2 separate regions of the Mus musculus genome follow, and region 2 is linked to region 1. The links are chromatin loops, found by intact Hi-C in ENCODE. Cell type or tissue: heart. All regions are shown on one strand. Each heading gives the region's core, and the rest is flanking DNA. Links, peaks and the distances in the headings are about the cores only. Region 1 overlaps Col18a1 (collagen, type XVIII, alpha 1). Region 2 overlaps Pcbp3 (poly(rC) binding protein 3).

Region 1 (2,906 bases), core at 232-2,731:
ACCCACACAAAAGAAGCAGCAAGGGGGTCTTGGTCTACTATGGGGAGTTTGACCAGAGTGCTCTGCGATAGAGTAATAGAAATGGCATATCCCAGTACCCTCAGGGCCCAGCCTGCCCCCAGGGCCGTCATCTGGGTAGATAAGATAGAATATCTTGCCTATAGCAGGTCTGTGCAGTGTTTCGGGAAATATTAAAAAAAAATGGACCTGCCAACTCTCTGAGGCTAGCCCCCGCAGCATCTGGCTCGCTTGTCCCGAGAGCCACTAGTTCCCTCTCCACTGTAATCCCCTATAACCGGCAGTCCCACATTCCAGTAACCAAGTAAATCAAAACTCTTAAAGCTTAATTAACCAATCAGATGTATGTATCCATTTGGGCTGGAGAGACGGCTCAATGATTAAGAGGTTGAGAGCACTGACTGCTCTTCCAGAGGTCCTGAGTTCAATTCCCAGCAACCACATGGTGGCTCACAACCATCTGTAATGGGATCTGATGCCCTCTTCTGGTGTGTCTGAAGACAGCAACAGTATACTCATATATATTAAATGAATAAAAAAAACTTTAAAAACAAAAGAAAAAAAATCACAATTTACAAGATGCCAGTACAATAATTTCAGAGCCAACTGATACTGATAAAAGCTTGATTCCAATTATTTCTAACCTTGTGAAATCATAGCTACTTGTGGCTGGTAAATGCCACACAGATACATGTCCAAAGCCATCTTGGTTCTTCTCCCTACCCTCTGGGACACTCCCTCTCTCTGCAACTCCTAGCCCCGCCCCCTTTTCCCCATCCAATCACAGACCTCCTCTGCACTAATGTAATTGGACATGGAAAATCCTGTGACAGGACAGTTCAACAATAAGGCTGCACCCTGGGCCTGAGAAATGAGCAGAAGGCACCCCAGCCCCTTACCTTGGGCCCCGGAAGACCCTGCTCGCCTTTGGAACCCAGGTCACCCTTCGGTCCAGCAGGTCCCTGTAGTAACGACCAGATTGCAATGAGGATCCATGACCCAGTGTTCCTTAGTTCCTGTAACGCCCATATCCCTTGCCCTGTGTTTGCTCCCTGGTCACGTGCCAACCCTTCAGAGTCCTGAACAATTACAGGTGACAAGGACACCAAGCTACATCTTCCAGACCTTATTATCTTCCCGATAGCATCATGTCCTCAAGGATAGAGACTGTCCCCACCCAAGCTTACACTGCTGTCCTGTGTACAACAATAACATAGCCCACCCTCAGCCCCAGTGTCAGGGTGTCCTGGACAAGCATGGACCTCAGAAACAAAGCTACTTACAGGAAAGCCTGCGTACCCTGGCTTGCCCTGTGGAAAGAAGGTCACCATGAATTTTGGGGACACACTGTTCTCCCTGGTGTTCTCACCCAGCCACGACCCTCTGTGCACTTACAAGTAAGATGCCACTCACCTCAGGTCCTGGCGTGCTCACTATTGCTTTCTGTCCCCACGTCACCAGGAAATACAAATTAGAGAGGAAGAAAAGAAAGGTGCCTTTGAGTTGAAAGTCACCTGGTGCCACATTAGCCCCAAGCTCAGCAAAGTTAGCCCAAAGTGTAAGTTAGAGGAAAACTGTTATTTTTAGCGATATGCCTGGGTTCTCTCTGCAGGTGCCCAGCTAACAGCTGACCCATTTTGTGGGGAGTCCCCCTTCCCAGCTTGGGGTTGCTCTCCAGTCCTGTTACATACAGATCCTGCTGCATATGGTCATCCTGGGAAGGCAGCGCCATCTACTGGAGGCCTTCCCCTGTGTCTGTCATGCCAATGTCCCCAGAATAAAGAGCTGCAGCTTTTGATCTCAGAGCCCTTGACCTTGCCCCGCCCCCCTCACTGCAGCGCCACCTTCTGTGGTGTCTGGCTCACTCCTGGAGGCATGAGGGCCTGGCCCAGGCTCTCTTGTGACCACTCACAGCCTTGCTCTCAGGACTATATTGTGCCCATGTCAGAAATGAGGGAACAGAGACTCCAGAAGGTGAAGTAACCAGCGGGGATCATAGGTGACATCTACAGCTGGGACTTGGGCCTAGTTACAAGCCCAACCGTGCTCTGGCTCTGTCCCTGAGAAGCTTCTCCCCTACCTTCTCAGCTCCCCTGGGCCCTGCATCTCCTACCCAGGCTTCTCCCTGCAGAGGAGTGAGCCTGGGCAGCAGCTTGGCTTCTGGGTTCTGTGGTGGGGCTGTGAGGGACCCATTTTCTCTGGGGCGAGGCCCTTTGAATATGTTGCTACAGCCACCACAAAGGGGCAATGGTAGCCTTTACAGCCAAGAAGGCCTAGACGCTTTGGCAAGGAGAGGACCTGTAGCCAACACAGCTTTTTCCCGGGAAGCCAGAGCCTCTCATGTCCTTTTGATGAGGCAGTTGGACCATCTTTAGGCAGTCCCTAGACCGAGGGATGAGCCCTGCAGCACTCCAGTATACTTACATCCTCACTTGACACATAGATCACAGGCCCTGGAGGTCCTGGAGGCCCAGGGAGGCCCGGCCGGCCCACTCCATCTTTTCCTGGGTTTCCCTGGAAGAGAACGGCAGCAAGGTGAACATTTCAGTTACTCGCCAGGACCCCAGAGCCCACCCATAGTCCAGGTACTAGGTTTGTAGAGAGAAGCTGAGAGCTATCCCCTGCTGACTTAAGGGTCTCTGCTTAGCTCTGATATTATACGGGCAGCTGGGTGGTTTGGGCCTGGGCCTGGGGCATGATGGGATTTCCCCACCCTGAGGTCTGGACAGCTCAACTCTTTGTCCACTGTGTAGCTATGGCTAACAGATACTTACCTTTTCTCCCGGCATCCCTTTCTCTCCTTTTGGCCCCTGAAGAGATAGGAAATGAGTCATTATAGGCAGAACCTTCAAGGACCAGGCTACCTGAGTCTGGCTTCCAATGCAGAC
Region 2 (2,906 bases), core at 94-2,593, 230 kb before region 1:
TGAAACAGGGTCTGGACCACCACCTTCCAGTTTGCAGAAAGTTAAAGCAGGCTTCCCCTTTGTTATGTGTGGCAAACAGAGCAGCTTCTAGGACAGGCAGGAGGGTGAATTTCACACTGCAAAGGCCTAGGGCATCTGAGCTGGCAGAGAGGGTCATCAGCAGGCACCAAAGCAACAAGAATTTTCTGGAGTTTCTTTTCGTACATGGGTTTTTAGTGAGGAAGCACTGTAAGACGCACATGTAGCTTCAGGTGGCCTGGCTGCTTACTATGAATGTCTAGCAAACTATCTGATGCTTTCAGCATGCCAGGTTTGACTGTATACTGCAAAAAGCCCAGAGATAATCTCAAGTGTGGAGGAAATGTGGACAGGCTGGTGAGAAAGGGGCTCACGGGGCGAGAGCTATGGTAGGAAGGTCATGGCTGGCCAGAAGCTGAGGTGGTAAATTAGGCACAACTCACAAGCTCTGAGCAAAGATATGTGTGGCCTTCTTTCTCCCTAGGAACCCCGAAATGTTTTCCATCTCAGAATAGAATATGAAGATCCACAACCTCATCCCATGTCCCCTTGCCCCAGAGTCTACCCACAGGCTGGAAGAAAAGGTGGGGCCAAATAAGCACAGGCAGCCATATTCCTTGGATCTGCCTACCACGCATGGCACATTTGGAATCAACACAACTTGGCCATACAGTCTAATGATGAAGCCCTTCCCATCCCAGTTCACGGAGGGGCTCTTCCATTATAAGGGAACCAGCAACCAGCTGGCTTTACCCACTACCTCTGGATTTTCCCAGCCATGCCTGGGTGGGAGTCTCAACAGGACGAGATGCTCAGGGAGTAGAAGTGCTTGTGTGGTTATGGGGGTACCTGCTGGCAGTAATGAGTCCTGAGGGGACTCAGAAAAGGGCAGCAAGCACAGGGCTGCAGACCCCAGCATGTGTGAGACCAGGGACCAATGATGAGCCTGGGCCATGTGGCCATGAGGGTCTTTGTGAGCCAGCCTTGGTAGGAGAATTTCAAGAGCTGCGTCCTATGAGCTATGAATAATGACTGGTCCTTTTACAACAGACGATGATTTCCAGCAGAAGCCATCCAAGGAACGAACTTTAACTGAGCAAACTTTCCTCTTGCTTACTCCAGGGACGAGGTCTAGCTTAGAGCGCAGCAAAGAGAGGAGGAAGCCTGTTCAGGGACACAACTAACGAAGCACACACTGAAGAAGCAATTCTACCTCAGAAACATGAAAAACTCAAGCCGGCAGAGATGTAGCTTCAGGCATGCTAGCTCTGACCATGAGCTGATGGATGAAATATACTAAGGGCTCTCTACACAGCTCACAGCCGTAGGCCCGATCTGTGCCCTGCACGTGAGGGTGCTAACCCCAGATGCAGCCCCAGCCTCCCCAAAGAAGGCTGGCTACTGTAGTCTGGGTGCTGTGGTCAGCAGGACTTCCATACTTAACAACTCCAGAAACACATGCTCATAACCCTTGCTGATGAAGCGCAAACTATAAAAATACCAGGAGTCATTGCGTATGTGGAATCAGTGCCACTAGGTGGCAGCAGAGCACCATGGCCTGCTCACGCACAGCAATCTCCCTTTCCTCAAAGTCAAAACTATGCCCTGGGCTTTGGCTACAGCCCAGCACTGAGCCCTCACAGCACCTGCCTCTATAATTCTAATGTGAACAGGAATCACCCACATTCCCATACTTTATCGCCCACAGCTATTTCTAGCTCCCAGGGCAGAAGTGAACCACGCTACAGAACTGAAACTGTTTCCTTCCAGGCTAGTCTAGAAAGTGTGTGCTGGCCTAATTCATCTCAACAAGGTGTCACAGTGTTTGCGTGACTTCAGTCAGTGCCCATGGCCTGTTACCACTTTCCCGGATCAATGACGCCTTTCTGTGACACCATTCACTTTCACTGTAGGCAGCACCAAGGCCCAGTCTTGCTATTTGGGTGGGGGTGGGGTTCCAAAGCATCAAAGACCGAAGTGGCAAAATGGAATGTGGAATAGTGGGTACAGTTTTCTGATAGTCAGCCCTGCCTGGGTCAGCAGGGTATGTTGTCCCTGTGGCCGTGGTACCCTCAAGGCTTAGACATTTATGACAATGACTGCTGGAAATGTATGGTTCAGGCTGTAGGTCCAAGATGCTTGCTGAGCAAAGCCCACAATTGAAAGGGGAACTGAGAGGGATTCTGGGTTCCATGGAAGAAGATCTTACAATGTGTAAGGAACATTCTCTCAGTCCTTGCCTAAAGGGGCCTAAAGCAGAAAGCAGAAAGCAGTCAATGTTGGTCTGCAGCGACTGCTAGACGCCCATTTCAGGGGACCTAAACACGATCATGAACCCCAACTGATGTGACCAGTGGAACTCTTGCCCCAGGCTGCTTCACAAGGCCATGGTGCTGTCATGTAACAGCTGGACATTTCCACCCACAAATAATCATAACACTGGGGTGGAGACACTTGCCAGGCACCAGAACCACGCACTTTGGTTTCTTCCTTGGTCTTGGACAGGAAAGGTCAGGTAGGATCTCTGAGGACCACACCCACTCCAGACAAATAGCCCCTGGAAGAACCGCAGCGTCAGCCTGCCGTTGGGGACTTAAAGTCACAGAGACAAGGGAACTTAACCCCTTGACAAGCCCACGCTATTTCTACTGTAAATGGATGGACAGGTCAATGACACACCCATCCACCCAGCCAACATCCAAGTGCCGGTGCCATTGGAAGCACTGAGCCAGATGCAGTCTCTGCTGTGTCAGTACGGGTGAGAAAGTGCATGCATGGGTCAGCCTCTTGGCCTCACCAGTGAACAACATCCAGAACAGTCTCTCTTCGTGGGAAAACTAACAAAATCATGGCCTCCCTCGGAGATAAGGGAGCCCTCCTTGCTGTCC

The links. A loop is a pair of places that touch in the nucleus more often than their neighbours do. Peaks named below come from ENCODE experiments on the same cell type or tissue, not always from the same donor. Only the 100,000 strongest peaks of a DNase experiment are listed, where the experiment ranks them.
Region 2: it touches region 1 in a loop (6-fold over the local background); 28 of 42 quality-filtered maps call a loop at or near these places.

Annotation. Positions count from the first base shown.
Region 1 is chr10:77,068,519-77,071,424 of GRCm38, forward strand. Col18a1 (collagen, type XVIII, alpha 1) reads right to left here. Exons shown (of 42, transcript NM_009929.3): 21 at 2,793-2,828; 22 at 2,443-2,532; 23 at 1,432-1,461; 24 at 1,302-1,328; 25 at 918-980. Among named protein-coding and RNA genes, the nearest start is that of Slc19a1, 37 kb to the left of the region's middle. In heart, for the core only: a CTCF peak has its summit at 1,755 (motif pointing left); no DNase peak of the experiment used is centred there.
Region 2 is chr10:76,834,319-76,837,224 of GRCm38, forward strand. All of the region lies in intron 2 of Pcbp3 (poly(rC) binding protein 3), which reads right to left. Among named protein-coding and RNA genes, the nearest start is that of Col6a1, 110 kb to the left of the region's middle. In heart, for the core only: no CTCF peak of the experiment used is centred there; a DNase peak (open chromatin) is centred at 1,543.